Regions from separate parts of the Mus musculus genome. Here all the other regions are linked to region 3. A link is a loop called in an ENCODE intact Hi-C map of the cell type or tissue named here. Cell type or tissue: left cerebral cortex. All regions are shown on one strand. Each heading gives the region's core, and the rest is flanking DNA. Links, peaks and the distances in the headings are about the cores only. Region 1 has its middle 28 kb from the start of Gprc5b. Region 2 has its middle 33 kb from the start of Gp2. Region 3 holds the start of Gpr139 (G protein-coupled receptor 139). Region 4 overlaps Pdilt (protein disulfide isomerase-like, testis expressed).

The links. A loop is a pair of places that touch in the nucleus more often than their neighbours do. Peaks named below come from ENCODE experiments on the same cell type or tissue, not always from the same donor. Only the 100,000 strongest peaks of a DNase experiment are listed, where the experiment ranks them.
Region 1: a loop joins it to region 3, with 4 times the contacts of the local background. A loop is called at or near these places in 7 of 42 quality-filtered maps.
Region 2: a loop joins it to region 3, with 17 times the contacts of the local background. A loop is called at or near these places in 9 of 42 quality-filtered maps.
Region 4: a loop joins it to region 3, with 2.2 times the contacts of the local background. A loop is called at or near these places in 3 of 42 quality-filtered maps.

The regions. Positions count from the first base shown.
Region 1 is chr7:119,019,744-119,027,627 of GRCm38, reverse strand. No RefSeq gene overlaps it. Among named protein-coding and RNA genes, the nearest start is that of Gprc5b, 28 kb to the right of the region's middle. In left cerebral cortex, for the core only: CTCF peaks have their summits at 3,844 and 4,905 (motif pointing right); DNase peaks (open chromatin) are centred at 3,825 and 4,892.
Region 2 is chr7:119,422,817-119,430,700 of GRCm38, reverse strand. No RefSeq gene overlaps it. Among named protein-coding and RNA genes, the nearest start is that of Gp2, 33 kb to the left of the region's middle. In left cerebral cortex, for the core only: a CTCF peak has its summit at 3,219 (motif pointing right); a DNase peak (open chromatin) is centred at 3,238.
Region 3 is chr7:119,182,062-119,189,945 of GRCm38, reverse strand. Gpr139 (G protein-coupled receptor 139) reads left to right here and starts at 5,408. Exons shown (of 2, transcript NM_001024138.2): 1 at 5,408-5,674. The coding sequence starts at 5,572. In left cerebral cortex, for the core only: a CTCF peak has its summit at 3,376 (motif pointing left); DNase peaks (open chromatin) are centred at 3,368 and 4,592; H3K4me3 peaks cover 518 bases.
Region 4 is chr7:119,515,235-119,523,118 of GRCm38, reverse strand. It overlaps Pdilt (protein disulfide isomerase-like, testis expressed), which reads left to right. Exons shown (of 12, transcript NM_027943.1): 2 at 3,288-3,487. The coding sequence starts at 3,295. Among named protein-coding and RNA genes, the nearest start is that of Pdilt, 4.3 kb to the left of the region's middle. In left cerebral cortex, for the core only: a CTCF peak has its summit at 3,288 (motif pointing left); a DNase peak (open chromatin) is centred at 3,282.

The sequences.
Region 1 (7,884 bases), core at 2,582-5,081, 160 kb after region 3:
TGTGTATGGTGTGTGTGTGTATCTCTGTGTGTGATGTGTATTTTGTGTGTGTGTGTGATGTGTATAGTGTGTATGTGTGTGATGTGTATGGTGTGTGTGTCTGTGTTTGTGTGTGTGTGTGCGCCTGTCCAGACCAGGGGAGAAAGCATCACGTCCTGTTCTATCGCTCTACACCACATTGCCGTAAGACTGTCTCTTGCTGAACCCGGAGCTCACTGCTTCAGTGAGGCTAACTTGCCGGAGAGTTCCTTGGGTCCACCTGCCTCTGTACTAGGGTTACAGGAGCACACACTCTCGGGTTTTTACAGTGCTGGGGATCCAAACTCAGCCCCTCCTGCTTACAGGGCAAGCACATTACTAGCTAAGCCACCCCCCAGTCATCACATACCTTCTCTGACATCTTTCACAAGCCTCTTTGCCCAGTGTGACCTGGCTCTTTCTGCCCAACAAACTGTGTGCACCTGCAGTTCCCACAGCATGCACAATGCATCCCAGTTTACATAACAAATTACACTCTACAGACACCGACCTTGAACAAGTGATTGAAAGGACGGCGTCGAGAGAGAACGTTCCTAAGGAAGAAGCCACAAACCCTGCTTTACCACACCAATGCTTGTGAGTCACAAACAAACTCAGTCAACAAGACACTCCTCATGCTACTGGGGTCTGGCCACACTCAGGCTTCTGTCCCACCACATCGGCCTCCTCAGCCCCAGATGAGCTCACAACATCCAGCGATGTGGATCTATAAAACCTCACTCATGTCCCGCTCCGGCCTCAAACCCAGATGCCCACTCCATCCTCCCTGGGCAGAATCTGTGCACTTAAAAGCATCACACGTGGGACCAAGTCAAGGTCATTAACAACCTGTTTGACGTCACAAAAAGAGTTCACACACACACACACTCCGGATCCTCCACAGCCTTGAAACTTACATGAAAGCAGAAAGTTTGGGTTTTCACCTCTCTGGGCTGAGCTTCGGCAGTGGTTGTCCTGGTGGGGGCTGGGGGGGGGGGGTCAGGAAACAGTCCATGCGAGCCACTTATGTTAGCTTCGGGAGTCCATGGGAATGTCACCTGGCAAGAGTGGCTTGTATATTTGGCCCAGGGCTTTCCAGTGAGGCTTGGTTTCCTTATCAGGTGCTGGTGATTAGACACTAGACAGAGGCTCAGCTGCCACTTGATCTTAGAGACACTCATGGCTCAGCTGACAGCCAGCATCAAAAACCAGTAAGTAGTTAATCCCACCCCCAGCCCCCCAGTCCTTCGGCCAAGGACCTAAATGCCATACAGCAGGTATAGCCCATCCCAATAAAGCCTGTCTAAGATCTGGCCTGCAGGAACTAAGGATAATAAAATACTAGTGTTACTTAAGCCGCCATGTTTAGAGATCATTTGTTGTGCAGCAGGTGCTAAGGAACCCAGAAAGAACCATCTCTTGCTGAATCAGGATGTGCAGTCATATGGGAAACTGTGGCCAGTACTATTCAAAGCAAGTAGCCACCCGTAGGCCAATCACTGAGCCCAGAAGTCAATATAGAAATGGTTGTTCCGGCCAGCAGGCAAAGTGAGACACTGTGGTTGACAACTCTTCCTACAAAGGAAAGGCAAAGAAGGGTCCTCCCCTGATGTGATGCTAAAGACAAAAGCACTATTTCCCACTCTTGCCACTCCCTCTCCTCTTGGCCATGATGACATCCTTGGGTGATGCCAAACCTGTGAGCCTATTAAAGACTCTGCTGGCCGCCATGCTGTTAGCTGGACTAGAACTTCCGATGGCCAGCCAGTCTTCACTGAAGCTGGAACATTTTAGCTACTGAAACCTTTAGTCCCCACCCCCCTTACCTCTCTATGACCACACTGTCTCACAGACCTTGAACTGAGTCACCAAACCACTTAACCTTGGCTTCGGGGCTTGTGTCTGAGCAGAGTGCTTCACTGGTGCCTTGAGAAAAGTGATTGTCAATCTTGAATGCCTGTTACAGTTACAAGGGGGAGCTTTGAAAGCTGACGCAGGCGACCAGGCCCCATCCCAAGCCAGCTCTGTTAGCTTCTCAAAGATTAAGACTTAAACATGCATATCTTTCGTTCTTTCACAAAAGATTCTAGGATGAGAGGGGCAGCTAAGTCTTTCTGCTCTGGTCTGAAGTTTGCTTCCAAACCAGTGTATTCAGCAAAACCCACTGGAGCCACTTCAACAGCCACCACGTTCCTTGCTATCCTCTGTTAGTCAACAGCTCCTTGCCACTTCACCATCTAACCTCTCCAGCTGTGGCATCAGTCTAGCCTTGATGCCACAACCCAACACACACACACACACACACACACACACACACACATATACCGCACAGACCCCTAGCATAGACTCCCAACATAGACCCCCCCAGCAAAGACCACCTGTATGTCATCTCTCAAGAACCCCCCAGTCAGCCTCCCCAGTCCCTTCCTCCTGCTTCTCTTTCTGCCTTCTTACAGGTATGTTCAATCATCACCCAGAGCAATCCTTATAAAAGTTCAACCAGACAACACCTTCACTTAAAAACCACTGTGGCAAACACAGGGCCCCCAATGGAGAAGCTAGACAAAGTACCCAAGGAGCTAAAGGGGTCTGCAACACTATAGGAGGATCAACAATATGAACTAACCAGTACTCCCCAGAGCTGTGTCTCTAGTTGCATTTGAAGCAGAGGATGGCCTAGTCGGCCATCAATGGAAGGAGAGGCCCTTGGTCTTGCGAAGATCATATGCCCCAGTACAGGGGAATGCCAGGGCCAGGAAGCAGGAGTAGGTGGGTTGGGGAGCAGGGCAGGGGGAGGGTATAAATAACATTTGAAATGTAAATGAAGAAAATATCTAATATAAATAAATAAATAAATAAATAAATAAATAAAGCCACTGTGGCTGTCGTGACAGCTCAGGTTTGTGATCTCAGCACTTGGAAAAGCTGGGAAGAGAGATTGGGAGTTCTAGGGCAGGCTGGGCTATGTGAGTTCAAGTGATACCCTGTATATGTGTGTGTGTGTGTGTGTGTGTGTGTGTGTGTGTGTGTGTGGTGCCCAGCTAACTTAATATTTAACTCCTCCAAAGGCTCTGCATACCTCTCCAATGTCACCAACTCACAATCTCCCAGATGCCAAATGAGCTTAGATCTCTCCTCTCCCCATAGAAGTTTTTAGAAGTCAGTGTTCTGGGTCTTCACTGTCTAACAGGGCACCTCTGAGCTTATGCACGTATTGAGCACTTTTTACCATGGTAAGCACTGGTCTTGCTTGCCGGGTACTCGCGGTTGAACCCAGAGCCTCTCCAGTGGGTAAGTGCTCCACCACTGAGCTACAGCCCCGCCTCTCCTTTTACTTTTCATCTTCAGACAAGTTCTTGTTAAGTTGCCCAGGCTGCCCTTGAACTGGATATGATCCTCCTGCCTCAGCCTCCCAAGCAGCTCCGGTTACCGGCCTGCACCTCTAATCAGAGCTCAGCTTTGTTTATGCAGTTATTTGTTTGTTCATTTGTTTGTGTGTAGTACACCTGAGTGTGAACATCGGAGGATGGCTTGCAGGGGCTGGTTCTCTCCTTCCAAGCTCCAAGGAACTAACTCCGGTTACATCAGGATTGGTGGCAAGCGTCTTTAGTGGCGCTGAGCCACTTCACCCTCCTGAGCTCAGAATTTTCAGCGTTATGTAATCTTAATTCACTTGTACTTAAATGGCCATCTGAGGCTAGCGGCAGTACCTGGATTACAGAAATGCCAACTTCGCTCAGTGCAATGCTGCGAACTGGCAGAATGGTCTAGAGTCTCACTCTGCCCTCTGCCGGCAGTACCCTGGAGATACACCCTGTAGGAGTTTCCTAGACAAATGGTGCAATGCTTGGAGAGTCCTGAAGAGGGCGCGAGAGGGACGCTGCGAAGGGCAGGGGCTGCTCTTCCAGCGTCCATGGTTATCTTCTCGCCCCCAAAGCATGGCAGCCTGCAGGGTCTTCTCCAGAAGGTCACCAGCCCCAGCGAGAGGAGGAGCCTCACTGGCTTGTTTTCGGCTCACCAGCCCTGGTGCACTGAACCACAGTCTAATCCAAGTTAAATGGCCTCCAGGCACCCCGCACCCTCCAAGCCCCAGGTATGCACTCTCTGTAAAACCCTGGACCCGGAACTAATTAATTCCCACCCCGTGGCGGGGGTTAAACGTAGGGCAAACATACTTAAGGAAGTGAGATTCTGTGAGTGAGCCTGACCTAACCACATAAGTCCTTTAAATCCGTCTCTAAAAGACTTTGAACCAGTGGAAATTGAAGGCAACGATTTGGCTTAAATGGAGATGCCATGTGACATGGGAAAGGGGTGACCACAGATAACAAGGTGGCTAGGAAACTGCCGCTTCAGTCCCACTGGAGGTGGGGGTGGGATGAGGAACCGGCCAGCAGTGGACCGCCTGTGAGAACTCCAACCAGCTGGGACCAAGACGTCAGGCTTGCCCTGCTGAACAGAGGGCGGCTAAGGTGGCTGGAGCCCTTTCCCTATAGCAGATAGAACTCAACCTGCTCTACCCCTGCGTCGTATCCCCCGGCCTCTTCCTTGATTCTTTGTTGTGGTTGGTATGCGTGGGGTACATGCTCACGTATGCACATGTGTTTAAGTGGGTGGGTACATGCTCACGTATGCACGTGTGTCTAAGTGGACACACTTGTGTGAGCGTGCATGTGGGTGCCGAGCGATATCTCCTTTGGTCAGGCTCCTCTTTAAATTTTGATGTTGGGTCTCCCACTGAACTGGCTTTCCTGTGTCTGCTTCCCCAGTACTAGGACCATAGGTCTGGACCCCCACACCCAGTGTATGGTGTAGGTACTGAGGGTTTGAATCAGGCTGAGATAGTAACACTGTATGTGCGGTTCCCACAGCCCCCAGGTGGCGCTGTTGGTGTGGCTACATGCAAACACTGAAGCCTTGAGCAGTCTGGTGACCTCAGGATTCAGGTGTGGTATGCACCTTTCTTTTCTGATCCCTCTATTCGCTGGGGACTACACAAAGGGCACCTGGTGGGACACAGGAATTGGCTAACCATGGGACTCCATCCCAACGATTTTAGTGTGGACTGTAGAAGCCTGTCCAGAGCACAGTGAGGAGGGCTGTGCAAGGGAGGATGAATCACTTCCTCATGGTGAGGCCCAGAGGGCTTTGCCGATGCATCCCCTCAAGGGCTGGCAGCTTCCCATCTGGCGGCCATGGCAGCCGCTTGGCACTGCAGTAAGCACATGGTTTCAGACGCCTGCCCTGGGCTCCCCTGGCTGAGATGCAGGAAGCACTCCTGTATGCTGGGCTCCAGTGGGCACAAAGAGGAGGGAGTGGAGGCCTCAGAAGGGACAAGCCACCTGGAAACTCTGTCAAGGAAAGGTCCCCTTACTCCTCCGTCACCCCGAGTGCAAAGCCCTGGGTAGATTACTCTGTGTGTGGATGCTCAGGCGCATGTGGAGGCCAGACAGGTGACAGCTGTCTTCCTCAGTAAGTCTCCTCTTGAGTGTTTGAGACAGAAAATGTTTTTTAAAGCCATTTTTTAAATTATTTTAATTTTTTTATAGTCCAGCCATTGGTCCCCCCTTTCTGGTCCCCCCCCCCCAGCTTCTCATCCCATTCCTCCTCCCTACTGTCCCCGAGAAGATGCCCCCCCCTACCAGGCCTCCTCCCTCCCTCGGGCCTCCCCCTTTTCTCACTGAGGCCAAAGCAGGCAGTTTTCTGCTATATATGTGTCAGGGGCCAGCTCATGTTGCCTGGTTGGTGGCTCAGTGTCTGAGAGATCCCAGGGGTCCAGGTTAGTAGAGACTGCTGGTCTTCCTATGGGGTCGCCTCCTCTTCTGCTTCTTCTATCCTTACCCTAATTCAACCATAGGGGTCCCCGACTTCAGTCCAATGGTTGAGTGTATCTGCCTGTCTGTCTCAGTCAGTTGCTGGTTGGGCCTCTCGGAGGACAGCCATGCTAATCTCCATTCTGTAAGCACACCATAGCATCAGTAATAGTGTCAGGCCTTGGTACCTCCCTGTGAAATGGACCCCAAGTTGGGCCGGCCACTGGACCTCCTTTCCCTCAGTCTCTTCATTTTTGTCACTGCAAAACAATTTTTTAGACAGGGATAATTCTGGGTCAGAAATTTTGACTGGGTTGGCAACTCATCCCTCTCCTTGATGCCCTATCTACTGCAGGTGGATTCTTCGAGTTCCTTCTCCCACTGTGGAGCGTTTCACTCCCATTGAGTGAGACAGAAATTTTACTGAACTTGGAACTCACCAGTGGGCCCCAGGGATTCTCCCGCATCAGCTTCACCAGAACTGGGATTAAAGTAATGTAGATCAGAAAGGGGAGTTAGTTGTAAGCCAGGCTTGGAATCCTAGCACTTGGGAGGCTGAAGCAGGAGGGTTATGAGTGAGTGTGAGGCCAGCCTGGGCTACACAGCAGGCTTGTTTCTCCAAACAAAAAGAACCTTCATCGCAAAATGACCAAAACCAAACCAAACCAAAACCAAATCCCAGGTAAACTCAAATAACTCAGAAGTGTTGCGAGCTCGCAGTTGCGCGTGGTTTTTGCTGAGATGTCTGTGTGCCGTTAGGCGGTAGGGCTGCCTGCAGTTAGCCCTCCAAATTAATTTCCATGGAGAATGCAACATTTATTAAATGTTGTACCAGTTAGGGACCACTCTGGAGACACAAGTCACAACAGTAATTTGAGCTGGAAAATGTTATAAAGAATCAACCAGGCAAAGTGATTAAATGCTAAGAGACAAAAAAAGCTTTGACTAATGGAGAGATTTGAGAAACAGTTACTACAGGCTCAGAGTACCCATGCCTGACATCTATCATGCAGCAAATGGGCACATACTCGGGTGTCAAGTGGCATCTATTCAGCTGCTGTAGATTTTGAGATATCAGAAAAGGAAGGTACATACCACACCTGAACCCTGAGGCCACCAGACTGCTCAAGGGCTTCAGTGTACGCATGTAGCCATACATGCAAACGTTCCCCACTCTTCTCTAGATGTCTTCTAATACATTCTAAAACAGTGCGGTCACTATGGAAGTAGCTGTCACACTGTACTGCCTAGGTGGCAACGAGAGAAGAAAGGCCCATGCCATGCACTGTTGGGTGGACCTGGGGACACGGAGCCAGACCTGAGGCACCATGGCAGCTACAGCAACAGAACCACAGCAAGCGTGTGTGTGTGTGTGTGTGTGTGTGTGTGTGTGACACAAGAGGGTGAAGATATGGGTGCCCAGGTACCGCATGCAGGAGCCACACGTGGACGATGTGTGTCTTCCTCGTTCACTGTCACTGTCCTGCCTTGGCTGAGGGTCTGTCACTGAGCAGGACCCCTGCAGCTGTTTCAACCTGTCTGGTTGGACAGCAAGCTCCCAGGATCTGCCCACTCTGCCCAGCAATACTGTGCTTACAGGCACACGTGTCCTTGCCGGGATTTTCATGTGGCTGCTGGGGATCTAGAAGCTCCCCATATAACAGATGCTATCACCCACAGAGTCATCTCCCAGCCCCTTCCCAGTGGATTCAGATGTGAGATGTTCAACACCACCCATGGATAAGGACCCAGGGGGACAGTGTGCTTCAGCCATCAAACTGGCAAAGATCAAATCTCTGGGAACCTGACACAAAGAGCTAACCCTCTTCTTTATAAAGCAAGATGAGCAGCCAAGCCAACTGAAAGAAAACTGGGCATAGATGGACAGAGTCAGCAGAGAAGGAAGCAGGAATGAGACTTAGGTGTACAATATACCATCATGTCTGCAAGAAAAGGTCAGAAAACAAAGGGTCAAGCCTTCCCAGTGCAGGGATAAGGTTACACTGAGCAAGCTTGTGAGCAGACACACCAACAGCGCCACCTGGGGACTCGG
Region 2 (7,884 bases), core at 1,877-4,376, 240 kb before region 3:
CAATCCGGAATTGGAAGGCTCACCAGTGACCCTTATCTGGAGGCTTGGAGATCCTTATCTGGATCTTGGTTTGAAGATCTTGAGCCATATTGGCTATGGATTCCAGAAGATTGAATCTCCGAGTTTAAGGAACACACCTTTAATCTGGGCTACGCCTTTCATCTGGGATTAAAGGTGTGGTGGAACACACCTTTAATCTGGGCTACACCTTCTGCTGGAGACAATATAAGGACATTGGAAGAAGGGAGTCTAGCTCTTGCTCCTGCTCCTTCGCCTGCTTGCTGCGTGAGACTGAGTAACTGCTAGATCCTTGGACTTCCATTCACAGCTGTGACTGAACGATTGTTGGGAATTGAGCTGCCGACTGTAAGTCATCAATAAATTCCTTTATTATCTAGAGACTATCCATAAGTTCTGTGACTCTAGAGAACCCTGACTAATACACCACCCTTGAAAATCATGTTTTCTAAGTCAGGAAGCAATCAAAGTCAGCACACCACAGGCAAAGAGCTATGCATGCATGCTTGTTTGTTGCTGCCCTATGCATCCTAGCTAGGCTATAAAGCATCAGCCTGTTTCAACCAATGGTTGGCTAGATGAAGGCTATATGGTGTGCATCTACACAATGGAGTTTTATTGAGCTATAAAGAATAAAGTTGTACTGTTTTCATAAAAATGGATGTCACCAGAAACCATCGTGTTAAACAAAATAAGAAAGGGTCAGAATGAAATATATTGCATATTTTCTCACATTTGGACCTGTGAATCATTTATCTATGTGACATAAAAATGGGGACAAAACTTTGTGGGGAAAGATGTAGGACTGGCAAGAGGGGAGCTCAAATTAAGAAGCCTTTATGAGATGTCATTACATACATGGAATATCCCTTATGAGCCTATCATTATGTACATTGAATACATGCCATTTTGGTTTTGGTTTCATTTCTGTTGCTGTGATAAAATACCCTGGGGGGGGGGGAGCATATTTAAGAGAGAAAGTGTTTGACTGCATTTCCAGGTCACAACCTGTCATTATGGGGAAGTCAAGGGAGAAACTTGAAACTACTGATGACATCACACTCATAGTCAAGCACAGAAAGAAATGAATATATGTATACTTGCTAGTGCTCAACTCACTCATGATGACTGTACACTTAAACAATTCAGGACTCCCTGCCTAGGGACTAGTGGTATCCAAAGCGGGCTGGGTTTTGTCCAGGGGAGCTAGTATAATTGAGACAAACCTCCCCTCCCCCACATACATGGTCTGGGGCTAACCTTATCCAGACAATCTTTCAGGGCAACTCCTTTCCCAGTTGATTCCATATTTTATTGACAATCAAAACTAGCCATCATATATGCCAGTTAAACACTCTATCCCCACGAATTGGGTCAAAACTAGAACGCTATCGGTTATACATTGACCTGATCCAAGGCTGTCCCAAGTGTTATGGTTATAAAAAGATAAAGAGGTATAAGGATATGTTCTATGAGGGTGTAGTGAGGTGTCAGGGAAGGGGATGTCTCAGCAGGCCCATGCCAAGGCATCCCTTCCTCCTCAGGGACCAGCCACATGATGGTATAGTATAGAATAGAATTTATTCAGGGCATGGGGAGGGGAGTTAGGAGGATAGTAGAGTCAGAGAAAGGCAGAGAGAGGGAGAGAGTAGAGAAGTAGAGGCCAGCCATGGCCATGTGGAGGTGTGGGGGGAAGGAATGCAGAGAGAGGGAGAGCAAGAGGAGAGAGAGAGAGAGAGAGAGAGAGAGAGAGAGAGAGAGAGAGAGAGAGAGAGGAAAGGGGGCAAGCAGCCCCTTTTATAGTGGGCCAGGCCTACCTGGCTGTTGCCAGGTAACTGTGGGGGTGAAGTTTAGACTGAATGCTAACACCAAGACAAAGTCCCTCAGGTAATCTTGACCCCAGAACCCTCCGGTTAGATGAGAACATGGAAAAATGCCTCTTTCGTCTCAAAAAGCCCAGGCACAAAGGAGGTTCAAGGTCAGAGAGGAACAGAGAGGACTTACTTGACCTTCTTTAATTCTTTCAAGCCTAATTGAGGAGCCCAGTGAGCTCACTGGTGAGTGTTCCTTCCTCCTTGGGAACTGGTTTGCCCTGTCATGCTCTCCTGTGCAGCTGAGGCTTGCCAGGTAGAAGATACACATTTAGGATCCTATCTTCATAACAGCTATGTCTGTCATTGCTTTTATTACTGCTGGTGGTGGAGCAGGCGTGGCTGTGATGAACAACGTGAGGTCTGTCTACAGTTAGAGGACAACTTTGATGTATGTTATTGGCATATAATATACATCTCATGCCCATTCCTCTCCGTGTGGACTGATAGGCTTTAACACAGTGACACCCACTTTCTGAAATCAGCAGACACAGTGATGCACTTTTGTAATCCTAGCTAATCTGGGACACACAGCAAATTCCTGTCTCACAGAAAATAAAACAGAACTGTTAGACACTCCCCAGGAGCCATCTCTCACTCCTCCCTTCTTAACACCTCCCCAGGCTAACCTGCCATTGCTTTGTCTATTTTTTTGAAATTTCTACACAAGGAATCACACAATAGGGATCTTTGAGCCCAGCTTTTTATGTTCAAAGTATCCTTTGTAAGTTTGGTAACTGTTTGTTGTGTTTAATTACACTTTGATCATTTTAATTGCTGACATCTTTCTATTGGGAGAACAGAGCTCTCTTTACTGATGTGTATTGATCTAGTCTGCTGTTGATGGGAATGTGTGTTGTTTCCAGTTTTTAACCATAGACTCGTTTATGCCGTGTGTGTATATATTCAGCATTAGATCTACTGCCAAGCCATTTCACAAAATGTTTGCTAGACATGATAGCCTGAACATTCCAAGACTCATTAGCACCCAGTAATAATTGCACCCTTGACACTCTTTGTTTCCTTCGGTCCTCACATGAACAAGTCTTCGTTCTGTAGCTTCATATAGAAAACGGCCTCTCTCATGAAGGACCTGGGATCTTTATACACAGTCTGGGAATTCTTAATCCCTAAGCAAGTGTTGACTTACACTACTCTGATGCAATGGTCATAAGTCTCCCTTCCTAAACTTCTGTGATTCAGGGAGGTCATTTTTTTTTTCCAATGCTTATCTGGGGTCTCCCCACAGGAGGGAGGCAGCTGATAAGCTGATTTCCCTAGGCCTGGCGCCAGAGAATTGAGATTGGTGTTGTCCCTGCTCTCTGATGAATGATCAATAGAGGGCGCTGTGAGAACACATCTACAAAGAGGAGGACCGTCTTGGTACCAGTTCCACAACCGCTATTGCCAGAAGGGATTTGCAAAATCTATCTACTTCCAAACATTCATTTTACAGATGAGCAATCAGATACCCAGACAGGAGACATGACTTGCCCAAGGTCATATAGCTAGTGTGTGGGGAGTGGCGATGACTCTTAGCCCCTTGGCATTCTCCACTCTGAGGAGGCGTTGCCAGGCACCCAGTGAGACAGCTGCCCTGGAGCTGCAGCCTTGAGCCTGCCACAGCCTATTTTCAAGCTCCCAGTGCCAAGTGGTCACCTTTCTCCTACTCCAGCAGGGAAAGGTGCTAGATGGTGGAGGCAGGGCAGAACGTGTACGGCCTTTTTGATTCCATAATGGTTGGGAAAGTATTATATTTTTTGGTTCTTGGGAACATTCTAGGTCAGCATTCTGTGCTGTGTAGAATGGGTTTTAGACCTGATTACTTCTGAGAATCTTCTGGCCTCCAAATTCACAGACCCATTTTTACAATCCCATAGCCGAACAGCTTGGGATTTGTCATTTCCTGTCCACCACATCACCTGATCTACAGTCCCCACTGCTCTGAACTTATTTTTATACTCACTATTATTTGCTCATCTACTTATAAGTGACCTGTTTCAATGTCTGCCTTTCAAGTCAACTCCAAATTCTATGAAATAAGGATCTGAATTAGACAGGCCTAGGTTCAAACCCCAGCTCACTGTGTGCTTACCAGCAACATGACCTCAGTCATTCCCAGAAGCCGTTGTAAAGGGAGGATCTATGCTTAGCCCTAGTTCTTAGTTGCTTTGTTTCTGGGTAATAAACCCAAGAGAGAAGGGTACCTTCCATCTGTTGGAAGAAGAGTCAAGATGCTCTGAGGAGAGCTCCAGATGGGACACAGTGATTCAGCCTATACTATACATGAGTAAGGTGCTAGGTTCGATTCTCAGCACCTCTCTGCCAAATGATCTGAAGTACTGAGAGAGGTCCAAGGAGAATATATTTTCAATACTGCTGCTGAAAATTGATGACTGGGCACATGGTTGTCTAGACACAAATAGAATTAAGAGAAAGGGGGAAATGGGAAGAAGATCTGATTCCAGGAGATGAGTTCCAGCATCAACATTGTTAACCATTACCTCCTTTTTACTTTAATTGTGTATGCTCCCTCACGTTCCCTGGTCTGTTATGATAGATGAGCCACTGAACTTGGGTTTCCGATGCCTTAATCCCAGGATACTTTAGGCTCAACATTATCCCCCATGTTAGAGCAGAAGCAGCCAAGCTTCAAAGAAGTTACATTATCTTCTCATAGCTGGACGGAGTTTGGAGAAAGCTGTTTCCAAATCCTTAGCTATTCTGCTATGGTTTGTTTCATGCCTGGAGCAGTGGACCTTGCACTCCCTGACAGTCCTCAGAATCAAGATGAAAAATTACCCATGGGCTGCCAAGAAGTCTCCAAACTTATGCAGAGAGACACCAGAGGACAGGGCCATCTGAAAGCTCCATCCATTCTGGATGTGTCTATGTGTCTACTTCCTGGTATTTTCTGGAGAGTTGTTTCTGTTTGTTTGTTTGTTTGTTTGTATGTTTTGTTGATTGTTTTTTGGTTTTGTCCCCAAGCCAAATTCCAAGGATGTCCTGTCCTGTTGTTTTGCTCTTCCTCTCAAATGTGATCCCTATGGTCTAGAAGTTCTTGCCCTTGCCATCCAGAGCAACGAATGACATGCTTCGTTTCACTTCCAATCAGCACCTGACAAACATCACCATGGGTAAGTCCTTCCCTACATCTCCTAAAATTCACTGCTGTTATGTTCTGCACCAAAGTGAGGTGGTGCCTTTGTGTCTTCCTACCCCTGTAAGTTGTCAACTCTTATGGTGAATGAACCATCTGATTCCCCACAAACATCTAGTATAGAATCTGGCACTAAAAGATACTATATAAATACTTGCTGAAAGGATAGATAGATGGATGGGTGGACGGGAAGGAAGATGGTTAAACAGATAGATAAACGTATAAATGTATGGGCAAGCAGATAAGAGATGGGTGATATTCTAGTCACTTTTGCTGTTTCTATGGTAAGTGCCATGACCAAAATCAACTTGAAGGAAGCCAAGGCAGGAACTCAAGGCAGGAGCCTGAAGCAGAAACTATAAAGAAACGATGCTTCTTGGCTTGCTACCTCTGGGATTCTTAGCTTGCTTTCTTCTGCAGCCCAGAGTCACCTGCCTAGTACTGAGTTCTCCCACATCAGTCATAAATCAAGATAATGTCCCACAGATATGTCCACAAGTCAATAATGGAGGGAATTCTTCAACTCAGACTCCCTTTTCTCAGGTGACTCTATTTTGTGCCAAGCTGATAATAAAAACTAACAAGTATAATTTGATAGATAGATTGGTGGATAATTAAATGGATATATGGATGGAATGGGTGGATGCTATGTAGGTAGCTGGATAAAAGACAATAGGTCAGTAGAAGGGTAGGTAGTTATACAGATGGATGGGCAAATTGATAAATCTATGAAAATGGGTGGGGCGGTATATGGATGGATGAGTAGTTATATGGATAGGCAGATAAGGGGTGAATGGATAAATAGCTAAATGCATGGATAAGCAGGTGATGAATAATAGAATACGTGGATAAGGAACGGATGGGTGGGTAGCTGAAAGCATGCCTGGCTGGATGAGTAGGAGGATAGATGATAGATAGGTGTGTGGCTGGACAAGGGATGGATTCATGAGCGGATGAGTAGACAGGTAAGTGAATATGCCAGATAATTGTCTGTAGATTCACACCTCACTGTGTCATCTATGCCCCACTCTGCTAATGGATCCCCATCTCTTTTAGAATAAAATCCAAGTTCCTGCCCCAAACAAAGCTCCGATGGCCCAGCAAGATGTAGCATCTTTTGAGCCTTTCAGTCCTAATCATTGCCAGCTTCCTCCCTTCTAATGGTCTTCAGGCATACTAGTCATCTTTCATTTTCCAGGAGGAGTTCAACTCTCCCCTGCCTCAGTACCTGTCTAAACATCCTGTTCTTTGCCAAGGATGTAATTCCTCTGAGTTCAAATAGTGGACCCCTTTCTCCTTTGTAGTTTAGTTTCGAAAGAAATACATTCTTGGGGAAGCCTCTTTCCTCAACTTCCATCTAAATTATGTCATTATCTTTTTCTCTGTAACCTGTCTGTACCTCATCTGCACTCATCATGGCTCTTGATTGAACATTTGCAACATTATTTGTTAGTGGTTATCTTCTGTTGATAAACTTCACTGCATCCTTAATACTTAGGAGATACTTCATCCTTAGAGGTGGCTGGATATTCATGGTTGAACAAGTGTGGGTATGCTCTGACATCATGTGTTATAAAACATAGCTGGAGTACTGCATGGGCCACAGCTAGTCCTCTCTCCTTGTCAATGAACATCACCCGTGAATACTTACAGGTAGAGAATCATGAAGCCCGATATGTCTTCAAGTTGGTGATGATACATCTCTCTGATCAATACATTCAATTAATTTTGTATTTGGAGAGATAACATTTCAGAGTAGGAGATGCTTAGGTGGAAGAGACAACTAGTTCCTTGATCATTCATCATTCTCTCTCTCTTTCTCCCTCCCCCCCCCTCTGTCTCTTTCTCTGTCTCTCTTTTTCTCACTCACCCTCTCTATCTCTCTCTCTTTGTTTTTGTTTTTGCTTTTGTTTTTGTTTTGAGAAAGGGTTTCTCTGTGTAGCCCTGGCTGTCCTGGAACTCACCATACAGATGAGGTTGACCTCCAGCTACTGTTCTCTTAATGATCATCCAACGCAGAACCTATATTTTGCTGTTAGTGGTGATAGATCCAGGTTTAAAAAATAAACTAACAGGGGCTGGTAAAACAGCTCAGTGGTTAAGAGTACATGATGTTCTTTCCAAGTACCTGAGTTGGGTTCCCAACACCTAGGTTTAAGAACTCATAACCGTATATAACTCTAGATTCAAGGAATCTGATGCCCATGGGCACCCAAGGCATTAACATAAAAATAAAATATTAAAATAAATATAAAATATTATAAACATTATGAAAATTTTAGAAACCCAAAGCCTCATTCTCATCCTTAGCAGGGAAGAATGGAACTCAGCTCCAACCAGAGTAGGATTGTCTACCGCAGTTCCAGACAGTCTCCTTCAGGAGCACTCTGACTGGGAGCAGACTCTTAGAACCTCTTCTCTTTGTATTTCTGGAACACAAGCCTGAGTATCAAAGCTGTGATGGCCATTCTGTAACCCTGAACCAACGGAAATGACAGAAACCAATGGTGGATGTTAAAGAGATTAGGATACCAAATTCAGTCTGGAATACTGGTGACATCAGAGAACTAACAACCTCGGCACCACCCACCTCTGTGCACCCACTATGCATTTTATGCCCCTCTGATAAAAACTATTTTCAACAAGCCAATGTCATTTGGATTTTCTATTATATGCAGCCAACATAATAATTTGGCACAGCTGAGGTTTGAACACAAGTCCTCCATGTTCAATGCCTCTTTCCTGGGATGAGCCATGTCACCTGTAAGCAGACTATCTGTCCACAACATTCTCTGTTCTTTCTGCTTTTACCCTTAATGATTTCTTTATACCTTG
Region 3 (7,884 bases), core at 2,367-4,866:
AATCAGGCAGAGTTCTATACTCCCAGTGATGAAAACCCATGCATCTCTTACATAATTGGACTAGTTGGAGCTATTGGAGCTCTCCTCTAGCAAGCCGATCAAGAGGGTCCTGAGGCATGCACAAGGTGTTTGGGAGTTATTTGAGCAGGACTTCAAAGCTTTGTTTAATAGTGACACAGGACACAGCAGCAATTAGACCCTGCATTAAAGAGTCATAAATAAAGCAATATACCCTGGCTAAGTGATGATCTGAATCTAGAAGGACAGGTGACAGACAACCTCCTGGTGGCAGTGTCTGGTAAGAGATGTCATAGAGGAGATAGTTTCTGGGTCAGGGGAAAGGTCAGAAAAGGCTTCCAGATTGAGTGACCCTTAAGTCTTCCAAAGCAAGGAGAAACCAGAGTGTGAGTTACACTGTGGTGAGAGATGAGAGCGGAAGGGTGTGCCACCCAAGTAGGCTTAGAGAGCCTCCCAGCCAGGCTGATCCCAATCATCATAATCTGTCCTCTCTCTATCCATCCATCTATCCCTCCTTCTCTCCTTCCCTCCATCTGTCTGTCAATCCATCTCCATCCATCCATCCATCCATCCATCCATCCATCCATCCACCATCCATGCCTCCTTTTTTAGAAAATGAGTCTCTTAAAATGCAAACCTAATAATACAATCCATTGCCCTCCTTAAAAACAGGGTAAAAACTCAACCACTCACATGGTCAACAACACACTGCCTACTTACCATTTGCGATAAGCTCCTTGTCTCCCCCACAGCCTGGACCTCTGCTTCCCCAGAGTCCTGGTTCCTCTCACACCAGGACCTTTGTTCCTTTCTCTACCTCTCCTCCCTAACCTTACATCCATTAACCACAATATCTCTTCTTTACCCTTCACATAGCCACTCAAATGCCACTTCCTCAGAGAAGCCTTCCCTGAATACCAGACCATACAAGACCTTCCAGTATACTTTCTCATTTAACTTGTTCTTCATAATATTTACCAAGGTTACTTCTGTCTGTGGGTCTGCATGCATGTTCATGCACATGCATGTGTATATGTATATATATGTATATGTGGTATGCATGTTTTGCTCTCTCTATATATATATGTGTGTGTGTGTGTGTGTGTGTGTGTGTGTGTATCATATGTGTGTATGTACTGTGTATGTATATATACATGTGTATACATACAGTGTGCATTGATTCGTGTTCTTCTTTTGTGCTCAAGTTTAAGACCCTGCAAATCAGAGATCTTTCTTAAACAATTGAATGTTCAAAACCCACTACAGTGGCCAGCATACTGTAGGAGCAACTGCTGAGTTGCTGCAATCCCCACCTCTCCCAGCTGTGTTCCCAACTCTAAGTAAAGTGTTAGCTACAACTTGTGTTTGTGCTACTGTTTCTGCTAAAGAGTTGTTCTTTAGGTTTATCTCAACCTACCAAAGGGTGGAGAAATGGAGTTTGGATGGAGAAGGCTGAGGACTCTCAGAATCATGATGGGCAGCATACTTCCTCGTGAACATGGAGGAAAGGGCAGCATGCCTGCCTCACTGGTGGTCGCTATCCACCAGGCTTGCCTACATTTGGGTACTCAGCTCCTGCTCTGACATCATGCTTATATTTCTAGCTCAGTCACCTATGAATCCACCCAGGGTTGTTTCTGGAATCTTCTCTGATACTGTACTGAGAATTCAAGTGAAGGGAAAACAGAGACACAGGAGGACACAGGAGGGCTGCATGGCAGCAGGACAATTCTGTCACGTGCCTGTCCTTGCACCGGCACAAGCTCCTCAGTGACTTCAGCATAGACTCTGGTGTCAGAGTACCTTGGGCTGACTCTCAGTCAGGAGGTCCTTACCAAGTCACTGAACTTCTCTGTACCTCAGTTTTCTCATCTGTAGAATGGAGCTTAGCATTACCTCTTCCACTGTGACCATAGGCTAGGTTACCAAACAGAAGCCTTTTAATAAACTCTGGGCACACAGGAAGTCTGACTTTGAGGCTCACATCTGCATACCCTTAGCAAGACCAGTTACTTGTGTGGTTATCCAGGGCCCTACGCCAAGAAGAGTGCCACACTTAGTTTACAGCTTTGCTGTGACCTCTTTAAACACTTAATCTTTTATGCATATGGGTGTCGCACTTTTTAGCACCAGAAAGCAACAGCACACATGAAGAGCTGTACAAAGTCTGCTGAAAGCGAGGATGGATGGATGGATGGACAGATAGATGGATGTCTCCAGTTTTTCGATCAGGTCTCCCATGCCATTGTTCTTCATAGCCAGGCAAAGGGATCAGCTTTGGAACAAAATTCTACCTTCAGGGGTTTGATTTTTCCTGGGAGCACAGGGTCTCACTACATAGCCCAGGCTAACCCCTAACCCTTAATTCTTCTGCCTCAGCCTCTCCAATGCTGGGATTATAGGTAGGTTCTCCCACACCCAACTCAAGTAGACTGTGGGAATTCACCATACACTCTTACCCCAAGACTAAGAGCATCCCAAGCCAGCCTCAACACCTTAGGTACATTCCCATGCAAGCATACATTTCCTTGAGGAACTCTAACTAGCCAATCATCCCAAGGGGGCCAGGAGGTAATAGAGAGTTCTTTCTCACTCTCTTGGGGCTGCTGTCTGCCCTTCTCTCACCATACCCCTGCTCTTTCTGCTCAACATCTCAGAGACAACAACACTCCTGCTTTGCTTCATCCCATTTTATAGATGGAGAAGTAAATGTGTGGGTACGAGTAGGTCCTTCAATAGCCCTCATGCAGTCCCTTTGCCCAACCAGGTTCTATAAAGGCTCTCTAGCAATGGGCCTTGGTATTTTAACCACTTGGAAGTATCAAATCAAATAGGATCATTGCATGCTAAATCTGAGGCTGTGTCCCCAACTCCAGCACTGACCCACCTATGCTGCAAAGATAAAGTCACGCTCTGCCGCCTCAACTACTGGATGTTGCAGATTTCGTTCTCTCCATGTGTTTTGACTCTGCAATCTGCAGGTGTTGTGTAAAGCTGCATCCAGAACCCCACAGACAAAAGTTCTTGACCTTCTAAGGAAGGAATGGACAAGAACAAGACAAATCAGGTCCTATGGGGTAGGGTGGATGGTACTAAGCCTACAGGGAGGAGGACAGGGGGGGCACAAGATTTGGGGTGAAGAATAATTGAGATGCCAATCTTAATTAGGATTGTTAATGAGAAGCAGACAAGTGAGCAGAGACATGAGGGTGAGGAGGCAGGCCATTCACTTTGCCTATGCAAAAGCTCGGGGCATTAACCACTCTTCTTTATGGAGAGAGATCTCTAAAGAGACTGGAGACTTTGCCAAGCCATGTATCCGCCAGCGTCTCGTCTTAATGCAGCGCCACCTGCAGGTCAATCCCGTCTATAGGTTTACAGCAATTAACGTTTTGAGCCTTTGCAGCGATTAGAGGTTGCTTTACTTAGCTCACGAGGTTTTGTTTTGTATTTTAAATTTTTTACAGGAAGGGTGGTCACATTCAAAATCATCATAAGAAAGGATTTATGTGGCCAAGGACGTCTCTGTATTTCCGATCCTCCTATCCTCACTTCCCAAGTACTAGGACTAAAGACTTGAACTAAGGGGCTAGGTCTTGTATGGCACTGGTTCAAAACAGAGCTTCATGCCCACTAGGCAAGCACTCTGGCAACTAAGCTACATTCCTGGCCTCAAGAGAAAATTGTGGGTGCACTCCCCCAAAAGAAATGACACATGCTTAAAGTGACAAATATGCTCATTACATTGATTTGGTCATTACACATTAAATACAGGGATCGAAATATCACATTATACCCCAAGAAATATGCATGGTGATGTGTGTCAACAGAAAATAAAACAAAAGGTTAAGACGGTAAGAGAGGTGACAATAAAATGTTAATATCTAACAGAGCTTGAAATATCAGGTTGTGCTACTGTGTACGCATGGGACTCTGTAATAACCTGTCCCTTTAGGGGGCTGGCTGCCTGTCTGTTCGCCACAGACCCAGCTGAGGCCAAAAGATTCCTCTACAACTTTGGTCCTCCAGCAGTCCCCTCCTCCATTCTCTTCCCCGGGGAAGCGCCTAACAGAGATGGGGACAGGACACCGGGCCCTTGCTGGAGACCCAGAAGAAGCTCTGCTTTTTTCTCTTTTAGGAACAGAGGTTAGGGGAGGAGTCTGAGGAGGTGGGCTTTTCAACATCTTAAAGCCAGTCGCTTGCCCCTCGCTTGCATCTGCTTCAGCTTGCTCCTGGAAAGGCTCGCCTCTGTGCTCCTCCTCTGTGCTCTTGACTTGAGTCCGGGACAGACATCTCTCCTTGGAGGATTCTTGGGTACCCTTGAAAAAGGAAGCTCTTGCAGCGCTCTGCCTACCTCTCCTGCAATGGGAGCGACCCTCCACTGCCGGAATCCCACCTGCTCCGCCCATACTCTCCTTCACACAACCTTCAAAGTACTCCAGACCACCCAGCTCCCTATGTGCGATTGTGTAGTTGTTCGAGGCTCCGCCTGAGCCTGCTGCGCCCTCGTGCATATTGATGAGGGTGTCTGCACGTTTTCACCAGTCTAGCTAGGTGTGGAAGATGGGAGAATCTACGTGCATGGGTGTGTGAGTGCATCCGCATGACTGGGCATTGTGCGCCTTTGTGTGCGTGCGGGTATGTCTCAGTGGCTGTAACAGACTTATGCCAGGCTGAAGGCTGTGTGTTGTGGGCTCTTAGCCAGCCTGCATCCCATCCAAGTTCAGGGACAGTACCATCGACCTGGTGACATTCGCAAAGATATTCGCACCCTTCCTTCAGACCCACAGGCTCAGGCAGGAAAAAAAAAACCTTTCAACATTCTCTGGGCTCCAACAATCGCGACCCCCCATCCGCCATACCAGGATGTAAAATACTCTACGTGAAGATGGACTCCAGGCATTGGTGGGGAGCGAGGACAAGTAGCTAGAGAGAGAGTCAGAAGAAAAACTGAGGACATACTGGAGGGGAAAGGAGCTGCTGAGGGAGAAGCAGGTCATATTCACACCACGCCCCTCCCACAGGGGTTGGAAACCCAGTTCTCCATCCCGGTCTTCCTCCGGGGTTCCCAAGTTAACCCGGTCTTTTCCTCCAGAAACCGAAGCCAAAAAAACGCAACTGGGACTGGGTTAGGCTAACATCCCACCCAAGCCCCCCACCCCCAAACCTGCACCGCGAGCTCTCTGTGTGTGTGTGCCCGCGCAAGCGCGCGCGCGCGTGTACACACACACACACACACACACACACACACACACACACCATCCAGGAAGCTGCTGATTGGCTGAGGGGAACGGCGTCCCGGCCCGGGTTCTGAGGCGGGAGCTGAGCGGTCCTAGGAGGGAGGTGCACACTCTGGCTTCAGGAGCCCCTCCCTCGTCCCCTGCACCCTGCCAGAGAACCGAGCTGCCTATCTAGGAGGGCAGGTGCGGAGCCACCCGAGGACACCAGCCAGTAGTGGAAGCGGGTCCCGCGGTGCGGCGATCCTCCCTAGGGCTGCCTGGTCCCCAGCCGCTTGGCAGCTGCGCCGAGCCCAGCCCGGCGAGGGGCGCGCTCATGGAGCACACGCACGCCCACCTCGCTGCGAATAGCTCGGCTTGCGGCTTAGGCTTCGTGCCGGTGGTCTACTACAGCTTCTTGCTGTGCCTCGGGTTACCAGGTGAGGGGTATGGGGAAGAGGGAGGGAAGCCAGGAGTCCCAAGTTGCAGAACAAGGCTGTCCAGAACCTCAGGGGGTCCCAGACACCTTCTCGAGAAGTGCCTGGAGCCCCGCACCCCCTTTGAAAAAGTGTAAAGTTTAAACCTTGGTGGCAACTGTGGATGTTTCCAGATCAGGATGAATGGCTTGTGGTTTGGCGGGGACAGTGCTTGTGTGGCTCTGGGGCATTGTGACTTGTGGGTGTGCATCTACTCCAAAGCGCTCCTGTGTCTGTGTCTGTGTGTGTGTGTGTGTGTGTGTGTGTGTGTGTGTGTGTGTGTGTGTGTGTGTGTCTAGGGGGTCGAATCCCTGAGGGTCCCAGAAGGGCTGCGTGAGACTTGACCGCAGCTTCTGGGCAGAAAGCCTAGGGAAGGCTTCTCTCCAGCTTTTGCCCCACTCTGTCACCTCAGCTGAGAACACTTCTGCCACACTCTGTACTTCCCTAATGCTACATAAAACCAAGACCTTGATCATAGCTTCTCAGGTTCAAGAGACAATGAGGTGAGCCCTTGCTATCCACTATCACTAGCCCTAGGGAGCAAGGTGTCTCCCTGTAGCTAAGAAGAGTCAAGGACTGTCTCTGGGTCTGGGATGTATGGGGCAGAGGTGGACACTGGTACCTCAGAGGATGGCATTCTCCTTGAGTTTATGTCTGCTTCCTCTGGCTTTGCCTCCAGGTCAACCCCAGTCCTCCCTACCCAGGCAGCTCCCAGCGCTGCAGATGAGTGGCTGGCTGGTCCCACATCTTAATGTCCTTTGGAAAGTGAAGCTGGGACTTGTAGTGAATTCCTGAAGAGAGATGAGCTGCTGAGGGAGGAGGGGTGTGTGCATGGGCTATGAGGGAGACCAACTGGGACCTGTAAGAACAGCCCCTATGCCCCCTGTGGTGTGGGGTTGGCTTCAGTTTGGAGGTCTTTGGTTAATCCTGTCATCCACACAATGTCATGGACATTCCTGGACATTCCTGCAGACAGAAGGGAGAGCTAGAGATGGAAAGGCTCAGAAAGAGAAAAACTCCTGTTCAAACTAGACTCTAAGCCTCTACCACTGCCCCAAGAACTTGAGCATCCTGGGATACTGAGAAGCTAGGCTTCAGTCTCCTAGAGATCTGAGAGCCCTCTCCTCCTCAAACATGTAGGAATCCAGAGCCCGTGGAAAGATGGTCTCCAGCAATCTCCACTCCCAGCACAGGCAAGTACAAGTTTCCTAACATGGGCTCCTGTCCCTCATGTGGAGAGAAGTTCTCTCCCTAACCTCTACCTCCCTAGAAGAGGGGCTTCACCTCTGCGCACCCTGCCAGGTAGGGTGCTCCTGTAATTACCTGGAACTGAAATTGATTTCTATCAAGGTTGCACCTCCCCCTCCTGCCCTCCAAAGCCTGTCCCCAGAGCTTTCTATTGAGAAGTCAGTTTTTGAGAGGCTGGTTATGTGTGATGCTTGCTGAAGTGAAGAAGAGCCAGAGCCCCCCTCTTCCTCAGCACCCTCTGGTCAGAGTGTAACCCCCATCCTGACTGTTCCATCTCCCCCACTGCTGTACTAGACAACCACTCTTGGGCATTCCTAAGCTGGAAAGACAAGGAGGAGGGTGACCTCCAAGAGTTCAAAACAGGACATGAGGTTAGGAGCAGAGAATGCTGACTGTCAATGACCTCAAGTCCAAGTGTCTTGAACGGTCACAGTCTAACTCCCATGAAGACTATGGTCTTTCCCACCCAGAGCTTTGGCACAGTATACCAGCATATGTTTTTAGCATAGGGCTAGCCCAGGGCTGAGGGATTTAAGAGAGGGAAGGGTTGAGATTTGAACTTAGAGGGTGTGGATGCATTTCTAGTCTTAGCTAAGAGTTTTGACCACCTATACTGTGTGCTAATACTAAGGATGTGCCAAAGGGCTCCAAAGCAGCTTCAGGGGCCTGGATTCGGAGAACTCATGAACGGAAGCTTCTGATTTTAGAATAGCAGCTGGATGTAGAAGGATCAAGCTTCCTAGAGAAAGGTGAGAGGGAAAGTTTGTTAGCAACTTGGAAGTCTGGTTCAAAGATGGAGGAGTCCTTGCCATTCTTTGAAAGCAATGATTCTCAACCTGTGGGAGTAGAATGACCCTTTCACAGGAGTCATGTGTGACCATCAGAAAATACAACCGCTTACGTTATGATTCATAATAGTAGCACCA
Region 4 (7,884 bases), core at 1,849-4,348, 330 kb before region 3:
CACCCCAGACCTGTTTGGATTTAGACCCAAGCATTAGTATTTGTAAACAAACAGAACAAAACTCTTGTAAAAACCTTACTGTTTAGTTGTTAATTGACCCACTAAAATAGGACTTGGGGCTTGTAGTAAGAATTAAACGAGGCCATCCATACACTCACTATTCACGGAGCATCAAAACAGGTCCAGGCGTGGTTCTAGGAGGTGGAGAAGCAGCTATGAACAATGCTATTTGTGCATTATCTGAAATCTTAGCGCTTGGGAGGTTGAGGTGGGAAGATCATGAATATCTAATCAGCTTGGCAAAAACAAACTGGAATATGAAATAAACACGGGTGCTTGGGGGGCCAGTGTGCTCCAGATGGAGGTGAATGAGGCCGGGTGGCTTGAGAAACCTTCCCTCCTGAGAGCTGGTATCTGAGCTGGGGTGGCCTCTGGTGTCCATGGTACATACTCTCAGCAGGGGCTTCAACACTCAGCTCTGGATGATCAGGAGTGAGATAAATAAGTCCTAGGCAGAGGCAAAGTCCTGGGTGGAGTTGGGGAGGGGCCTAGGTCACAGGGCATTAAGGACAAGGTCTAGAGACACTGCAGCCAAGAGACTAACACAAGGTTTTGGATGATTCATGCTGACAGATCATGGGAACCTTTCCAGAAAGAGAAGCAAGTTGGTCTAGTTCATATTAAAAATGGTGGTCTCTAACTGCTGTGAGTGTGTGTCAGAGGACTGAGGAATATAAAGAATAGATGACCAGCAAGCATCACATGGTCTGGATAAGAGCCAATGGTGGTTGCGATATGGAGGTCTTGGTGGAATCCTGGTAGTGAAAATCCCACAAAGGGGCTTAGGAACACCTTTTCAGCATCTGCTATTCCTACCAAGGAACAGTCACTGTCCCCTGAACTGGGGGCTGATATTGAGTCTGAGTTTGGAATTTTTAGGACTGAGCAGGAAGGATGCTGGCCACAGGAGCAAGCAGGCACAAAAAGAATGAGGTCCACACCTAGGTAACAAGCGGGCAAGGCATTGGCAGAGAACAGCTGAGGGCACAGTGCAAGCAGGGATGCAGCTCTTGATGGTCTGCCAGAGATGACACAGAGCCAAGCCTAGGTTTCAGGGGACTCTCAGTAGAAAGAGCAAAAGGGCAGCACGTGATGGCTGGGAGGAGGGTTTACATTCTCTCCACTCCTGGAGAATGTACAGTTCATTTTATTTGCTTGCTTTAGTCACGTGTTCCCTGAACAAAGCTTTCTACCACCATCCTCCCTTAAATGCTATGCTGTTCCTTTCTTCCATCATTTTCCAGTCCTTCCTCCCTGCTCTTGTTCCCAGCTCTTATCAGCACCTTCTTTTTTGTCTCATCTACTTGTTTCCCAGCAGAACATAAAGACTCTAGTCTGTTTCATCCACTCCTGTGTCTTCTGTGCCTAGAAGGGAAGGCAGCATGGCTCATGACTTGAAAAAATACATAGTGAGCGAACTAATGAATGAGTGAATGTGCTGGTTTGAATAAAAATGGCCCCCACAGGATCAGGAGGAGTGGCACTACTCAGGGGGTGTGGCTGAGACTATTCAGGGGGTGTGGCTAAGAGTACTCAAGTAAAGAGTTGAAACAACAACAGTTTAAGAATCATCTGGAACCTTTGAAGCACATAGATATTTGGATCTTGTACTGGTTAGTTTTATGTCAACTTGACATGAGCTAGAGTCATTGGGAGGAGTGAGTCTCAGTTGAGAAAATGCCTCAATAATATTGGGCTGTAGGCAAACCTGTAGGGAATTTTCTTAATTAGTGATTGATGGGGGAAGGTCCAGCCCATTGTGGGTGATGCCATCCGTGGGATGGAGGCCCTGGGTTCTATAGAACAGACTGAGCAAGACATAGATATCAAGCCAGTAAGCAGAACTCTTCAGTGGCCTCTGCATCAGCTCCTGCCTCTGGGTTCTTGCCTGGTTTAGTTCCTATCCTGACTTCCTTCAGTGATGAGCAGTGATATGGAAGTATAAGCCGAGTAAACCCTTTCCTTCAAAGCTTGCTTTTAGTCATGGTGTTTCATCATAGCAATAACTAAAAGACAGGACTGTGGTGGCTTGAATAAGGACAATCCCCCCCTCACTATAGATTTATGTGTTTCAATGCTTGGTCCATAGGGACCATTAGGTGGTGTGGTTTTATTGGAGGAGGTATGACATTGTTGGAGGAAGTGTGTCACTGTGGTGTCAGGCTTTGAGGTCTCCTAAACTCAAACTCCAACCCAGTGTGGCACACAGTCTTCTCCTGGTTGCCTTTGGATCAAGATGTAGAACTCTCAGCTCCTCCAGCACCATCTGCCTGCATGATGCCATGCTTTGTACCTTAGAGATAATGACTAAACTTCTGAAACTGTAAGCCAGTCCCAGTTAAATGCTTTCCTTTATAAGAGTTGCCTTGGTCATGGTGTCCCTTCACAGCAATAAAACCCTAAGACACGTTGGTACCAGGATCTGGGGTTATTGCTGTGATAGGCTTGAGCATGCTTCTGTCCAGAGGCAAGCAGATTTCAGGAGTTTAGATTAGGAAAGCAGTGGGATGCTTTAAGTGGGACTTCATAGGCATTCCTAGTGGGAACATGGAAGACAGTAGTGCGGAGGTGATTTGAACTGTGGGGCCTGGCTCAAGAGGTTTCAGAGGAGAAGAACGTTAGCCTAGACGTAACCTAGATGTAACCTAACGTAACCTAGAGACTGTTCTTGTGATATTGGTGAAGATATGGCCGCTTTTCGCCCTTGTCTAAGAGTCTGGGGGCTAAAATGAAGAGATTTAGATGAATTGCGTTGACAATGGAAATCTTGAAACATCCTAGAATAGACGCTGACTTGTGGTTCACGCTTTTGAAGAGTTTTTTTTTTTTTTACCAAACATAGCAAACCGAGAAAGGAAAAATACAATATATATGATTCAAGGGTTAAAGGAAGTGGTCTGGGCAGAGTTGGAGGGGCAGGAGGCATCGTTAGTATTGGTAACGGGATGGTGGGAGGAGACCGGTCAGAGGTTCACTTTGGGATTCTGCAGTGGCACTTACTCTACAAACTTCTCTCCAAGTAGCTAGAAAACCCAGTGGTTTCCAAAGGTCTGTGTTTGACTCCAGGTCTCGATGAATAGGAGTTGTTCTAGTGCCCAGGGGTTGAGGTTGCTCAGACAAGCTTGTCTTTTGCCAAGCTGTGTACATTGCTGCAGTGCCTGCATGCTCCAAGGTCCCCATCAGTGTAGGTTTGAGAAGAGATATGCTTCCTCTGCTGCCCCCTGCAGGCCATCCATGGAACTGCTTTGGACACCTTTGCTGCTGGTGGCTGCTTGCCTCTCAGAGGTCCTTGGCTCACCAGAGATAGACACGGGCATCAACATTTCCCAGCCTTTGCACATCCTGGAGGATCATAACTTAATGGTGCTGACTCCCGCAGGCTTGACGCAGACGCTGAATGAAACCCGCTTCCTAATGGTGATTTTCCGTGAGTATTTGGCTCTGGCAATGAAGGGTGATGCCTGTCTCATTGAGTTGGGGGACCATAGGGCTTCCATATACTATCAGATGGAAAGAAAACACAAAAATACGACAGGCACTCAGCTGGACATTGGCCTGTCCCTGTAGGAACCCAAAATTCTGCTCACCAATAGCTGTTCTGTCACAGGGGAAGGCTAACGTCTTTTTTTCTCGAACCCTCTACTACCGTGATACACCCTCAACTCCTGCTTTTACATTTTTAAAATCACTCCAATAGCAACCAATATGAACACTTCAAAGTATGTGAACACTTCCCTTCACATGAGCAGCGATTATTGCCATCTAAAAGCAACAGTCAATTAAAGTCATTAAGTTCCCATCTTTGAGTCTATCAATACACAACTGAATTCAAAATGAGTTTTTGAAAACTGGCAGGCCTTCTAAAGTGACCTTTTGGAAAATCATTTTGGAGCAGGCTTATAAGCGTTTTCCTCAGAGGAAGTTGGAAGTTGGGCTTTTTATACAGGAGAGTTTTGGGGAGATCTCAGCCGCTCTCAAATCCTTGGCCAGCCTCTCATCTTTCTGAAGACTCCAGAACTCAAGGTCAATGCTTGGCAGAACCTTTCCTTCTCAGCTCTCAAGCTGCCTGCGTCTAAAACAAACTCCAGTATTTTGGATTTGGTTCTGAGAACCTGTTTCTCCTAACCTCCTGTGTGCACCGATGACACCACCACCCATTCAATGTCAAAGTCAGAAACCTCAGGGCCATCCCCAAATTTGCTGTAGCCTCATATAGACTGTATCTCCATACTCTATTGTTTCTGCACCCAAAGCTCTGTGGTCCCCATCCCTCTCCATACAGTCTGTCATTGCAGGCCTCGGTCTTACCAGTCCCTGCCTGAGACCTGAGGCAGGCTCCCCTATGGATCCCACGCGCCTTCTGCGTGTTCTCTATAAAGCACCCAGAGAAACGGGTTCCTAGAATGCAGCTCTAGTTGTCAGAATGGAATGTTCTGGATCGAGTCTCTGGGCCGTTTGTCCTGCATGAGGTTCTGTAGCATCCTCCCTTCAGTTTTGCACTTGGACTGTGAGATTTAAGTTTCTTGTGAGGAAGTGTTTTCTCATGCCCATGTAGCCTGGGGAGGACTCTTTCCCACTCTTCTTCTTAGCCTTCCTTCTTAGCCTACCCTTTGCCACATCATACCAAAAGCACTTCTAAACTTGCATGTACCTTACCCGTGTCTATTCTTAGATCTGGCACTGTTGAGACACGGTAGGTCTTCACACATGTCAAATGATTGACTGACTGACTGACTGACTGAATGGATGGATGGATGGATGAATGGATGGATGAATGATAATTTCTTGGGCTCTCATTTTCTCTGTGACAATTCACCTGAATTGAGTCAAAGAGAGAGGGAAAGTTCACTTTTTGGTGGAAAGTGATCAAGGAAAGATTTAGAAGTCATTGAATTAGGGCCATTTACCACTTGCCCCTAAGGCTAAGGTAGCAAGAATGTGTCTTGGGGTTACAGGAGATACTGCTGGGGATCACTATGAAGATGGTCATTGAGACTGGGATAATGGTGATACTTGGTGATGATGGAGGTAATGATAGAGAGATGGTGATGGATAAATATAAGAATGGCAGAGGTGACAACAGTCCAGGTTAGCCTTGATTGCCAACTTGACATAGCCTAGAGTTATCTGAGAGGAGAAGCCTCAGTTGAGAAACTGCTTAGTCATATTGGTCTGTGGGCATTCCTATGAGGTATTGTATTCATTATTAATTGATATAGCAGGGTGAAAACGACTGTGGAATGTCTCACCATTCCTTGGGCAGGGGGTCCTTGACAAGCCTGTAAGCAGTGTTTCTTCATGGTTCATGATTTCGTTCCTGCTCGAGTTCCTGCTCTGACTTCCCTCAGTGAAAGATTATGACCCAGAACTATAAGGCAAATAAATTGTGTTTTCTCCCCAAGTTGCTTTTGGTTAGAGTGTTTTATTATAGCAGAACAGGAGTAACTAACACGGAATAGAGTTTATTATAAAGAGAGTGATATGCTGGGATCATTCTGGCCCTGCTGTGGATTCAGGATGCTAAACACTGGCCCCCAAGATCTGGCTGCCACCAAGCAGCAGATCCTCAGTTTCACTAAGTGATGCTAGGTAACCTTGCTCCCCAAGCCAATAAAAGGCTAAATAAAGCCTGGGATTGGGCAGTTGATAAAGGGAGGCGGGTTTTCAGTTACCTGCCTGGGAAGTGCAGGTAGAGTAAGAAAGAAAGAAAGAAAGAAAGAAAGAAAGAAAGAAAGAAAGAAAGAAAGAAAGAAAGAAAGGAAGGAAGGAAGGAAGGAAGGAAGGAAGGAAGGAAGGAAGAAAGAAAGAAAGAAAGAAAGAAAGAAAGAAAGAAAGAAAGAAAGAAAGAAAGAAAGAGAGAAAGAGAGAAAGAGAAAGAAAGCAGGCAGGCAAAAAAGGAGAAGGTCGCCATGAGAGGAGATGGACCATAAGCACGTGGCCAGGAGACACAACGAGTGACAAGGGACATATGGCTGGGATGAAAGTTAGAATAGCTTCAAAACCTCTCCAATATAGGCTTACATCCTGTAAATAAAATACCTGCATTGTATGTCTTTTAGAAAAGCTAGCTACAATTTATAGTTCTTTTTACCATGATGTTGACGGAGGTGATGATAATGGAGGTGATGATAATGACGGTAGAGATTAAGATGTAGGAGATGACGATGATGATGATAGAAGTTATAACGATATAGATGGTGATGTAGATGGTGGAGGTGGTAGTGGTAGTGATGGGCATGCTAACAGTGATGATGATTGTGGTGATGAAAGGGTGTTGATGATGATAGCTGTCATGGTTTTAACTATGGCAGTGATGATTTTTAATGGTCATTTATCAAATACCCACATTGCAAATATTGTACTCAGTACCGCCATCCCCGTAGCTACATTGCCTTCCCGGAACTCATAGGCAGGAGAGGAGAGACAAAATCTTCAGAAGCCTGCGGTATATCCTGTGGCTAAGAGTATATGGAGAAAAGAAAGGGTGGGTGGAACAGAAGTCTGAGAGGCCTATGCCCATGGAAGCACGGACTCCCTTACCTCCACTTCAGACACCCCACTGAGCCGTGTGAGGTATCTCTACATGCTCCACCATTTGGCAATCATCCCAAGACTTCCCCTGCCTGATCATAAACTCAAAAGCATGAGCCCAGCATGACAAAGTCCACGGGGAAACTGGGAGAGGCCATTGATTAGAGCCACCGGCAAAGAGGCCAGAGCTTGCTGCGGGCACTAGATGGGTGTGATGAGGGTAGCAACGGTGATGAAGCAGATAGAAACCTCGATCCACGTGGGAGGCACAAAGTCTCTGCCCCCCATCCACGTGTGTGGATGTGTTTAATGAGAATGATCACTGACCACTCACACTCAGGATCCAGCGCTGAGCCAGTGACTGGCAACCGGGCCAGTGCCGGCTGTCCCAGGCTTTGCTTTATGAAACATATCTGTCAGAGTGACCTTGACCACAGTTGGGAGGTGACCTGCGCTCTCTCAAAGTGTGCCAGATGGAAAAAATAGAATGTTCTGGCTTGAAAAGGAAGCTGTTTCCCCCAGCCCTGACTCAGCACACACCTCTGCTATGTGGCAGTAGGGACCTGCAGTCTAGCCATGTCATCAGGTGGTTTTCCATTTCGTCTCCTTCCACTCCAACGAGGACAGCCCATGCCATGACCAAGGTCAGTTCTCTGAGGCTGGTTTTAGTAAAGAGCCCCTACCTCACCTCGCTGCCCAACTGTGTGAACAGCCAAGGATCCCAGAATATCAGATACTTTAACAGAGTACCAGGTCCCTTTGGCTACCCCATTAGCAAGGTGGTGGGATCAGAGAGGGGAGGGAGCATCCAGTGTACCCTGCTCCTCACACATACCTCACTTGAGTTTCCAGAGGCACAATAATTGCTTAGTTCCAAGGCATTCCACCAGATGGCGCAAATGAGCTATATCACTAGCCCTTAATTTCTGATCAAAGAAAAATTTACACCATTTTAATAACAGCAGTAATTAAAATGCATTATGTCTTTACTATGTGATAGGAATTACTCTAAGTGTTTTTACATACCTAGTCAAAGTTTAAAAATACAGGAGTGCTGCAGCCAGCTTGAGTGTGTCCTGTACCAGAGCCTTAGACAAGAATGGTTTTGATGTACCTTCATATAAAATGGGATGATAATAATAATAATAATTAATAATAATAATGATAGCATCTACCTTATAAGATTATTGAAGGGGGTAATAGCCTTAGTACCTGTAAAAACCCTTATAAAATACTAAGCACCCTGACTGTTAAATTAATTTCACTTGATTCTGATAATATCCCAAATCAACC